Linked DNA regions of Homo sapiens: region 1 is linked to region 2. A link is a contact called in ENCODE Hi-C or POLR2A ChIA-PET data. All regions are on one chromosome and are shown on one strand. The core of a region is the stretch at or near the end of the contact, and the rest is flanking DNA. Distances in the headings are between cores, read along the strand shown.

Region 1 (6,149 bases), core at 767-3,266, 120 kb before region 2:
GAAGCCATCTGGTCTTGTTGGGAAGTTTAAACAGAAAACCAGAAAGTCAGATAGTCCCTGTCTCATCTTCAATCTCTTTATTTGTTATTAGTCTGTTCAGGCTTTCCATTTCTTCCTGATTTCAATCTTGGTAGGTTGTATTTTTCTAGGGATTTCTCCATTTCATCTGGGTTATCCAATATGTTGGCAAATAATTGTTCACAATAGCCCCATATGATTCTTTTTATTTCTGAAGCTTCTGTTGTAGTGTCTTCACTTTCATTTTTTATTTTATTAGTCTTCTTTTTTTTCTTAGACTAGCAAAGGGTACGTCAATTTAATTTTTTCCAAAAAATCAACTCTAGTTTTATTGATTTTGTCTGTTTTTTTTTCTGTTGTCTATTTGATTTATTTCTGTTCTGCTCTTTCTTTTCTTCTTTTAACTTTGGGTCTTGTGAGCTCTTCTTTTTCCAGTTTCCTGAGGTATAATGTTAAACTATTTAATTGGTCTCTTTCTTCTCTTTTAATGTAGGCATTTATTGCTATAAACTTCTCTCTTAGAACTACTTTTGCTGCATTCCATAAGCTTTGGTATGTTATGTTTCCATTGTCAATTGTCTGAAAATATTTTTTAAATTTCCCGTTTGATTTCATCTTTGACCCACTGGTTGTTTCGAAGCATAGGACTGGGTATGGTGGCTCACACCTATAATCTCAGCACTTTGGGAGGCCGAGGTGGGCAGATCACCTGAGGTCAGGAGTTTGAGACCAGCCTGACCAACATGGTGAACCTCGTCTCTACTAAAAATACAAAATTAGTCGCGCGTGGTGGCACGTGCCTGTAATCCCAGCTACTTGGGAGGCTGAGACAGGAGAATCGCTTGAATCCAGGAGGCAGAGGTTGCAGTGAGCCAAGATTGCACCACTGCACTCCAGATGGGGCAATAAGAGCGCAACTTTGTCTCAAAGAAAAAAAAAAGCGTGTTGTTTAATTTCCACATATTTGTGAATTTTCCAAGATTCCTCCTGTCATTGATTTCTAGCTTCATATTATTATGGTCTGAAAGAATATTAATATGATTTCAATCTTCTTAAATTTAAGGCTTGTTTTTTGGACTAGCATATGGTCTATTCTAGAGAATGTTTCAAGTGTGTTAGAGAAAAAATGTGTATTCTGTTTCTGTTGAATGGAAAGTTCTGTATATATCTGTTAGGTTCATTTGGTTTAAAGTGCAATTCAAGTTCATTATTTCCTTATTTTCTCTCTAGTTGCTCTATCCATTGTTGAAAGTGGGATATTGACCCTCCTACTATTGTGTTGCTATCTATTTCTCCCTTCATGGCCATTAATATTAGTTGTATGTATTTAGGTGCTCCAATTTTGCATGCATATATATTTACAGTTGTGTCTTCTTGATGAATTGACCCCTTTATTATTAAACAATGATCTTCTCTGTCTCTTGTGACAGTTTTTGACTTGAAGCCTATTTGTTACATAATTGTTAAAGGAAAAGTCTGTAACAAGGAGGTAAAAGGAGAAGCCTAGATAATACAATACTGAAATGTTGCCATCCATTTAAAAATGTTACTTTAAAAATTTGAATGTATTAAAAGATAATGTTGCCCTACCCCACAGTTCCATTTCCAGTAGCAACCACAGATGATAGTTTGTGTATGCTTCTGAAAAATTGGAAGTTTTAAAAATATGCATATTTCTTATTATAAAAGCAATACAAACTCATCGAGATGTGTAAAAGAAAATACAGCCAGTGTAAAAATTAGCAATATTTCACAAACCCACAACTCAAGGGACAGTGCTCTTCGACTGGACTCTGCCCCATGCCCAAGATCAATGCCCTGTTCAGTTCCTATTCGCAGTCCCCAGCGCCCAGGAACATAGTCCTTCCAGCAGTGGCAGTAATAGGTCGCCAGGTGGTGCTGTGGAGCAGAGCTCCGGAGCTCAGTGAGAAAAAAGGCGCGGCCGCTCAAGGGAGCACGTGACCTCGGCCTCTGGCGTGGGCGGTGGGATCACGTGATGAGGTCCGGAAGCGGCTGCCGGGCAGCAAAGGAGGATGGCGAGGGGCTGATACTGAACCCGGGAAGGGTGGGCTGTGCTGAAGCCAGAGCCGGAGCCGGAGCTGGGGCCAGAACCCGAGCAGTGAGTTCCTCCACTGGCTGCCGGCTGGCGGCGCTCGCCGCCTTGGGCAGGACCCACCTCGCCTTCCTCCCGGCGTGGCAGATGCTCCAGGTCAGGCACTGGATCCGCCCGGGCTGTGGGTCCGCGACTCCTTGGCGTCCCCGGGCCGCAGCTGCGGTACGACGCTGACACCCCTCTGTGAATTGGGCGAAGCGTGGAGATCCCTTGTCCCTCGCGCTATCTCCCTTGACCTCGTGGGGTTGGGATCTCACCGTCCTGTTTGACTGACAGGTGGGGGAAACTGGGGTAGATGGTGAAGATAACCCAAAGGACCATCTAGGGCGTCTTTCACGCTTCGCACAGGTCTCCCCGTTTCCAGCAAATGTCTTGCCCGCTGCGGGAGCGCTGCTTGAGACAGGCTCATAATGGGTCTTTGGGTCAGAACTGCAAGGACGCTGGGAAGTCGTCTGGTGCAGCTCCCTCCTAGGACAGTTGGAGAAACTGAGCCCTTACTCCGGGAAGGGGTAAGGGCTTGCCTAAGGTCATCCAGTGAGTTAATCGGAGACCCGGAGACCTGCGACTAGAATGCAAATGTTCCTAAGCTTCAGCAGCTGTTTGCTTTTCGCCACACCGCCTCCTGCGGGAAACTTCACCTGTGAAAAGGCACTCCTTTCTGTCCCTTTCTCTTTTAGTCCTCTCCCTTTTTAGCTGTCTGCATTTTCCACCGCTGGGGTTGGATTTGCTCTGGGTGTGGTTCCCTGTTTGTTCATTATTTTTCTGCAAACTCATCCTTCTGTAGGTTTGGTTTCTAACCTTCCTGCATTCTATGTAAGTCACACCAAAATATGAAATATGAATCGGAATGTGCTTCTGGGAAGATAGGTGGCTGAGCCGAGGTTGTGGAGAGCCCTGACGTTAACTTGAAGAATGTAAAGACCTTTGCTTTATTTTTTCTGTAACTTGTCAGATTTGGGATTGCTTATTTGGATGGACGTTTTGCAGTTATTTGAATTTTGCTGAAGATAGCATCATGGTGCAATGGACAGAACAGAGATTGGGGAATCAGGATATTTTGTCCTAGCTCTGCCGCTTACCTGGCAACCTTAAGTGACTCGCGTTTGGGTTTCTCAGTCTAGACAGTGATGGAATTGAATTCTTAAGGGCCCCTTCTGCTGTGATCTGGATGTTGTGCATCTTTCTAGGCTTGTTTTTTTGTTTGTTTGTTTTTAAATAGAGATGAGGTCTCACTATGCTGCCCAGGCTGATCTCAAACTCCTGGGCTCAAGTGATCCTCCCACCTTGGCCTCCCAAAGTATTGCGATTACAGGGGTGTGAGCCAGTGCCCCTGACCAGGGTCTGTTTGTTTTTTTATTCCGAGAGATTTTACCCGCTGTGTACACTGAGTATCAGCCTTGCAACAAGACTTAATCTAATTGTGTAGGAAGCAGTTTCCTCTGCTTATTCCTCTGTTGCTATAAAATCCTCCTCCTCTTTCTTCCTATCTCTGTATTATGTCTAAGCTAAATACTAACAGCTGAAAATGATTTTTAACTGTCTGTTATTATTTTAAACATGATCAGGGCCCTCTTCTGACTCTTGTCTAGAGCCTCGTTTACAGTAATTAACTTACTTGTACATTTAGAACATGTTTTCGTTAAAAATGTTCTTGAAGTCAAGTGGAAAGGGACAAACTTTGTGTTTGTCTGGGGATGGAGGCTACGTGCAGCAGAGGCTGTGCTGATAACAGCTTTAAGCCTCTCCCTTTGTTTTCTGATTGTATCGTTTATATTCGCCTGCTCTGGAGTCCTTGTTTTCCCTTTAAGGCATGTAGCTGTTCATTCAGCCTCCTCTTGTGGCAGTTCGAAGTGCTCAGAGTTTTCTCTGTTCCAAAGGCGGTGTAAGAAAAAGGGATTCCATTTATTTTATAATATTCTGGAGACTACAACTGGGACCAATAGATGAAAGTGCCATAAGGGAAGGGTGTTTGGTAAGTGTTAAAAACTTTCAAAGAATTAGTGGTCTCCTGTATTAGAACACTGAGCACGGAGCTCCCTGTCACTGGAGGTAATCGTCTCTGGGCAATTACTTCGGGGATGTTGTAGATGAAATTAGATTGTTGGGTAGAGGGTTGGACTAGACAAAATTTTAAGTTTTCTTTCAACTCAAGAGTCTGTGACATTCTAGGACTGGACTTACTAGCATGTAGAGTGGATGGAGCAGATGTCCACTTACTAGCATGTGGGATGGATGGAGCAGATGTCCACTTATTACTAGCATGTGGGATGGATGGAGCAGGTGTCCACTTAGTGGCATGTAGAGTGGATGGAGCAGATGTCTGCTTACTAGCATGTGGGATGAATGGAGCCGATGTCCACTTACTGGCATGTAGAGTGGATGGAGCAGATGTCCACTTATTAGCATGTGGGATGGATGGAGCCGATGTCCACTTACTAGCATGTAAAGTGGATGGAGCAGATGTCCGCTTACTAGCACGTAGAGTGGACGGAGCAGATGTCCACTTACTAGCATGTGGGATGGATGGAGCTGATGTCCACTTACTAGCATGTGGGATGGATGGAGCTGATGTCCACTTACTAGCATGTGGGATGGACGGAGCCGGTGTCCACTTACTAGCATGTGGGATGGACGGAGCCGGTGTCCACTTACTAGCATGTGGGATGGATGGGGCAGGTGTCCACTTACTAGCATGTAGAGTGGATGGAGCAGATGTCCACTTACTAGCATGTAGAGTGGATGGAGCAGATGTCCACTTACTAGCATGTGGGATGGACGGAACTGGTGTCCACTTAACTAGCATGTGGGATGGATGGAGCCGATGTCCACTTACTAGCATGTGGGATGGATGGAGCAGATGTCCACTTACTGGCATGTAGAGTGGATGGAGCTGATGTCCAGTTTTGTGATTACTTTGTTTCTATTTATAACCTTGTCTCAGGTAACTATTCTCATATTAAGTACTCCTGCTTTTTCTTTCTTTTTATCACCACCACCTCCCCTCCAGTGAGTATCTCAGTTCTTTAAATGCTTGATATCGCTTCAAAGGTCAGATGAGTGAATAGTCTTCTGTTTCTGCTTTTCCTGGCCTGGTGCTGATAACCGCTTCCAAAGTGCATGACTGATTAGCATTACTCACACCTAGGCCAGCTTTTCTCTTTTTCCCATAGAGGAACTCACATGGAATCCGTTTATTTCCATCCAGGCCTTCTCTTGTTTCCCATAGAAGAAGCTCTCACTGAGTCTGTTTACTTCCACCCAGGCCTTGGAAGAATCCTGTACCTCTCTCCTTTGGCCAGGCCTTACTGTGATGAGCACATAAAGGTAGCCTCTACTTAATGGGCATGGGGGCCGATGGATGGGGCATTGTAAATAGGCTGAAATAGGAACCACACGGTGCTGCATTTGGGGTTGTCTCTTCTTTTATCCCCCAAAATATTTCTCTTGGAAGCCTTGACACCCAGGGCCAGTTCTTTTTTTACTTATTATTTATTTTATTTTATTATTATTATTTTTTTGGAGATGAGGTCTCACTATTTTGTCCACGCTGGTCTTGAACTCCTGAGCTCAAGCAGTCCTCCCACCTTGGCCTCCCAAAGTGCCGGGATTACAGATGTGAGCCACCATGCTTGGCCCCAGGGCTAGTCCTTAATGACCATCTCTAGTAGGAAAAGCCACTCTGTGCTTTCCTTTTCCATGAAGTTAGGAAATCTGTCTGTGGGTTACTGAGATGTTCATGTCACTTAGATCACCATCTCCAAGGTAGGGACCTGGCTTCACAATCCAGAGTTTTAAATGGAGCCCATACTGCAGACTTTGTTTAGTGAACTTTCTCACTTTCTGTCCTTGAACTTCTCTGTAGTAATAATCACAATTGCTATCATTAATGAGGGTTTATTATGTTCCAGGCAACATATCTAACATTTATTTATTTTTTCCTCCTATCTTCATAACAATATTGTGATGTAGATGTTATTAATGACATCTTTCAGATGAGGAGACTGTGGCAAAGGGAGAT
Region 2 (5,693 bases), core at 616-3,115:
GGAGAGAATCCCTTCTAGAGGCTTCTCACAGGTCGCACAATGGAGCAAGAATATGGCAAAACCCAGCAGGGCAATAGTCATGGTGGAAAACTCCCGAAACCCTGGGCAGAAAATAAAAGACAGGGTGCAAGTTAGGGGGAAAAAATGGTTTCTACTGCTGTGATTCTTAACTGGAGGTGATTTTGACCCTCAAGGGACACTTGGCAATGTCTGAAGATACTTTTGGCTGACCCAGCTTGGGAGTGGTGGTGCTAATGGCATCTGGCAGGTAGAGGCTGGGGATACTGCTAAACAACCTACAATGCATAGGACAGTGCCTTTGTGTGAGTCAGTTCTCACACTGAGAATAAAGACATACCTGAGACTGGGTAATTTATAAAGGAATGAGGTTTAATGGACTCACCGTTCCACATGACTGGGGAGGCCCCATAATCATGGCAGAAGGCAAAGGAAAAGCAAAGTCATATCTTACTTGGCAGCAGGCAAGAGCGCGTAGGCAGGGGAACTCCCCTTTGTAAAACCATCAGATCTCATGAGACTTATTCACTATCACGAGAACAGCATGAGAAAAACACACCCCCATGATTCAATTACCTCCCACTGGATCCCTCCCATGATACAGGGGGATTATGGGAGCCACAATTCAAGATGAGATTTGGGTGGGAACACAGCCAAACCATATCAGCCCTGCAACAGAATTATCCAGCCCCAATGTCAATAGTGCCATGGTTGAGAAACCCCGTGGCTGAAGAATAGCAGACTAGTTCAAAATGCTCTCTCAAAGACACTCAGCAGCTAGAACACAGTCCTGAACTCTTACTCTTTTTTCCCAAAAACTTTCTGTGACTCCTTGGGCGATGGTGAGATAGTCCCAACTCTTAGCCAGGAACCAAGTTTAGCTATCTGGTTCTAAACTACTATTCTCTCTCCTTCCTACAAGGCCTTTCCACTGGGGCTGAGCTCTAGCCAAACTGAGCTGTTTCCGCACATGCAGAGGCTGCAGGAAAGCAAAGTGACCAAGATCCCAGGCGTGGCATCAGGCTGCCTGGCTGTCAGCCCTGCCTCTGTCATTTGCTAGGTAGGTGACTTTTAGAGCAAGTTATTTAACCTCATGAGCCTTCATTTCACCTTCTGTAGAATAAGGATAAGAAAATCATCAATCTCTTAGGATTGTTGTGAAAATTCAGTGAAATAATAAAGGTAAATGACTTATCAGAGTGCCTAGTTTATTGTCAGTTCTAATTTAATGTCAGCCATTATTGATAATAGGAAACTAAGGTTCATAAAAGGAAGGGAGCTGCCCAGGGCCTTATAGCTAGTGGGAGCTCCTTGCACAGACCAGGGTTGCCTCCTTGCCCCAGTCCTATTTATACCTGTTTCACCACATGTCCCTTATAGACAGGGCATGACTCTGACTCATCATGTAACCTGGAACATGAAAACTCCCAGGCTCCTGGAATGTCTGAGTTGAAATGGACATTAGAGATGATGGGCTTCTGTCCCTGCTTTTCATCATAGATGAGTATAGATGGGGAAATAGAGCCCCAGAGTCGAGATCAGTCAAGCTCCAAGTCACACAGTGTGTGGCCGGGTAAGAACTAGTCCCTGGGAGTTAGTTCTTGTTGAACTGATCATGAATAAATGCTTCGCCTCTCTTAGACCCTTGCTGTTTCCCACAGAGCCCATCCCCGAACTCCAGCCTGGGTGAAAATGTGAGACTCACCAGGGCCAAGGATGGGGCAAGGGGCAGGAGGAGCGGGGCAGGGTTTGGCAGGGCCATGTGTAGGTCTGGTGCACCAGGCTGATGCCTGGCTTGCCCCTGGGAGCCTTGATTCCTAGGAGCTTCATGGCTGCCAGCCAGATGCGCTGGAGCATTCTTGGATGAAACTGGCCAGACCTGATTTTCCAGTTGCCTTGCTCTTCAAAGCCAAGGAAGAGTTAAACTTCCAAGGCAAAGGGGGAAGGAGAGGCTTGGAGCCCCGTCTTGCCAGAGTCCTGTGTGAACTGGGCACAGGGTTCCCCAAGATCATGCTGACAGCATTCCGAGATAAGAGGCAGGAATAGAAAAGTCTGCCTAAATCGGGGTCTGAAGGCCTGTGACAGAAAATAATTTCAATATGTCCCACCCTTCGAGCTTCCCTACCACCCGCCTCCCAACTCCTGAGATTCTGTTGGTGGTGCCCTAAGCTTAGGCACCTCAGAAAAGAGAGGGCAGGAAGGTGGCAGATTCTTCATTCGAGGTCTGAAAGTTAGTGGCAGAAAGAGCTGCTGTACGTTTCCCGCCCTGCCTGCCCACTACTGTCCTTCCATGCTTAGAGCTGCAGCCCATAGTGGGGCCAGCCCCAGGCAAAAGCCACACTCACCCTACCCCTGACCCAGCCCCCACAAGCAGAAGGGGACGCCTGAGTCATTCAGCCCCCAACCCATGCAGGATGGCATTGCTTTTGAAGTTGAAACCCCAAGGGAAAGTGAGTCCTCACCCCAGTCCCAGGTCCACTGGCTCCACAGCTCTGTGAGCCCAGGGTGCACGCAGCCTCCCAGCCCTGCCTGCCCTGCTGTGTGGAGAGCTTCCTGTTCACCAGGTCAGCACCCGTGTTGGGCAGGCCCCAGCAAGATACTCTGCTCGATGGCTGCACCGGTGCCTTGCAATGCAGGCGCCGTTAAGATGAGCTGTAGGGAAGGGGAAGGGGAGGGATCTCCCTGGAGGAGGATAAAATGCAGAGAGAATGCACCCTTGGATGGTGGCTTGGTGCCCATGACCTGCCCAGGCTGTAGGACCTGCACACCTGGGGAGTAGTTTGCTGAGGGAGGGAACAGTGTCTGCACAGCTGTTTCCTGGCCCCAGGTTTAGATGAGTGAACAAGCTTGCAGGGCGCAGAAGCATGTTAGGCTCCTTGTACTACCTTCCTAGTTCACAACACCCAGGGACCACTATTTTAAAACATCTTGTGTAAACGTACATCAATTCATATGACTTCCCTGCTTAACACTTTCCAGTGGCTTCCCATAGCACTTAGATTAAAATAGAAACTCCTTGCCCTGGCCTAGAAGGCTCTGCACCTCCTGGGCCCATGCTACTTCTCCAGTTCACAAGCTGCAGCCACACAAAACCCAGACCTGCCTCGGGGCCTTTGCACTTACTGCTTCCCTTAAGATTCTCACATGAATAATTCCTTCTTGTCATTCAGTTTTCAGCTTAAATGTCACCTCCTGAGCTCCTGTTTGGAGTAGACTTCCTGTCAATTCCCCTCTTTATCACTTTGCCCTATTTTCTTCATGACATATATCACTACCCAATATTTTCTTGTTTATTTGTTTAATGACTGTCTTCTTGGACTCCATGAAGAGAGGAGCTCTGTGTATCTTATTCACAGATGAATTCCCTAGTGCCTAGAACAGTGCCTGGTATAGAACCAGGCTCAATCAATACTAGTTGAGAAATGGAAGAATCTAGACTTAGGAAACACAATGACAGAATGAACGCTGAAAGAGCCTTTCATGATCATTCCTTCCTTTTGGAAGCTGGAAAATAAAGTCCCAAAGAAAGAAAGAGACTTGCCCAAAGTCACAGGGTGAGAATTAGAGCCAGGTTCTTTCCTCCTGACTGTGCTTCTGGAAAGAGCTGTGGTCACTTATGAATCTGACTGTTTGATTTCAAATCACAGCTCTACCACTTGCTACCTGTTCAACCTTAGAAAGTTACTCAATATTCCTGAACCTCAGCTTTTTCATCTGTGAGAGAGGGCTCTTAAGAGTACTGCATTCATATTCATAGGGTTTTATGGAGACTACATAAGATCGTGCACGTTAATGTACTCAGCACAGTGCCTGGTATGTAGACAAAACTCAAGACATATTCGTTATTAGATTTTAATGCCAAGGCAGAATCAAAGCCTGGGCTGGGTTGAGGGTGGGGTCCGCTGAAGCCTCTGGAGAAGGTCCAGCCTGTGCCCCAACACAGCAGGAAGCCACTGGTCTCTGGTCGAGTCTAAGCTTGCTGGCCTAGCCACAGACTGTTCCGGGAAGCTGCGAGCAGGCACTTGTCTGGGGTGGGGCCTCATGCTCCTTGGCTCCTCAGGCCCAGAAAGAGACCTGCATCTGAGTGAATGTGCACATTTACAAGAGGGCACACATGCATACTCAGTAGTCAATTTTTTGAATAATTGTGTGGGTACATTAGTTCTGTGTCTACCTGGCCATGAATGGACCCTTTTAGGATATATGTATGAACCAACTCTGCCTCCATGTAACTCCCAGCCCCATTTCAAAGATGTGGAAGGCAGGAGAAGGTGGCTAACAACACACAGGCTCTGGCTGTGTGACCTTGGGCAAATGGCTTGCCTTCTCTGATCCTTAGTTTCCCTACTTCTGCAGGTCGTTTCAAGAATGAAAGTTAGTTAATGCACATAAGTGCCGAGCACAATACGTGATATAGTTTTCAACAAATATTACCTAGTAATACAACTGTTTAGTACCTGGCTTATACTATTAACTGTTGAGTTTGTGGATAATAAAAACTTTCAGGCCAGGCGCAGTGGCTCATGCCTGTGATCTCAGGACTTTGGGAGGCCAAGCGGGGCAGATCACAAGGTCGGGAGATGAAGACCATCCTGGCCAACATGGTGAAACTCCGTCTCTACTAAAAATACAAAAATTAGCTGGGCGCAGTGGCATGTGCCTATAATCCTAGCTACTCGGGAGGCTGAGGCAGGAGAATCGCTTGAACCAGGGAGTTGGAGGTTGCAGTGAGCCGAGATCGCGCCACTGCACTCCAGCCTGGCAACAGAGCAGGACTCCATCTCAAAATAAAACAAAACAAAAAAGACTTTCAGACAAATTATTCCGTCATCCCTGATCTATGCTTGTGCAGGCTAATTTTCTGCAACTTAGTGCTGTAGGGCTTTATAGAGGCTGTGATTCAGTTCACCCTGTGTTTCAGCTCTCTACTCCAGCTTCTCAGGATCTTGATTCCGACATTCAGAAACCTGATAGTTGTAACATTCATGTCTTTGTCCAACTCATTGATAAAAGTTTGAACGTGGAGGGCTCCTCATCACTGGGGGAATCCAAGCAGAATCTGGGTGGCCACCTGAGGAGCATATTCTACTGTAGGAGGATATTTGTCCTTGGGGGAGATAAGAAGCATTCTGAAGTCCCTTCCAACTCATACGGGCATGGTTCTTTGGCCTGTGCATGCCTATGGTCTCTATCAGACCCTAAACGAGCCCCCCAATGGCAGCGAAGGGATTTCCTCTCTGTGGATCAGGGTTATACACCTGCCAATGCTTGTTTGAGAGTCAGTGTAATAAGCTGATCCCTGACCTGGGTTCTGGGAGGCTGAGACCTAAAGTCACTCATTCTCTGTCTGTTCTTGGTCAAGTAAGTCACCTAAGCCCCGTGGACCTTTTTTCTCATCTGTAAATAATGTGTGTGCATATAGAGGGAAGGACTGTAATGGATGGGTGATTCCAAACCCCTCTAATTGTCCCACCCCTCTGCCCCAGGTGTTCAGTGCTAAGACTGGCTCTTGTGGCTCTCAAGAAAGAATCCTAAACATATTCTGTTTATGAAAAACCTTAAAGAGGTGAGATAAATAAATTAAGAGGGACTGTGCTTTGAACCAGAATAAAAATTGTAAATGAAAGAATGGTGACATTCTAGGTATCTGCTAGTCAAGTCTTAGCCACTGAAAT

The links. Hi-C counts contacts between places; a loop is a spot of excess contacts on that map. ChIA-PET counts read pairs that join two places held with the same protein, here RNA polymerase II (POLR2A). Pooled maps may share reads with other maps.
Region 1: a loop to region 2 is called in a map of mammary epithelial cell, with 4 times the contacts of the local background. The contact joins the promoter of SLC36A1 here to the enhancer-like site in region 2. A Hi-C loop is called at or near these places in 1 of 168 maps with a recorded cell type or tissue (mammary epithelial cell) and 3 of 50 pooled maps. POLR2A ChIA-PET finds 5 or more read pairs at or near these places in 3 of 52 experiments (AG04450, BJ and OCI-LY7).

What each region holds. Positions count from the first base shown.
Region 1 is chr5:151,445,587-151,451,735 of GRCh38, forward strand. SLC36A1 (solute carrier family 36 member 1) reads left to right here and starts at 2,017. Exons shown (of 11, transcript NM_078483.4): 1 at 2,017-2,227. RefSeq lists an enhancer at 1,997-2,046.
Region 2 is chr5:151,568,851-151,574,543 of GRCh38, forward strand. FAT2 (FAT atypical cadherin 2) reads right to left here. Exons shown (of 24, transcript NM_001447.3): 2 at 1-101. The coding sequence starts at 81. Among named protein-coding and RNA genes, the nearest start is that of FAT2, 20 kb to the right of the region's middle. RefSeq lists enhancers at 533-622, 2,519-3,031. Within about 2 kb of position 1,866, at least 4 of the 41 ENCODE cell types and tissues checked have a DNase peak (open chromatin) inside an H3K27ac peak, as active enhancers do; they include mammary epithelial cell, where a contact is called at or near this core.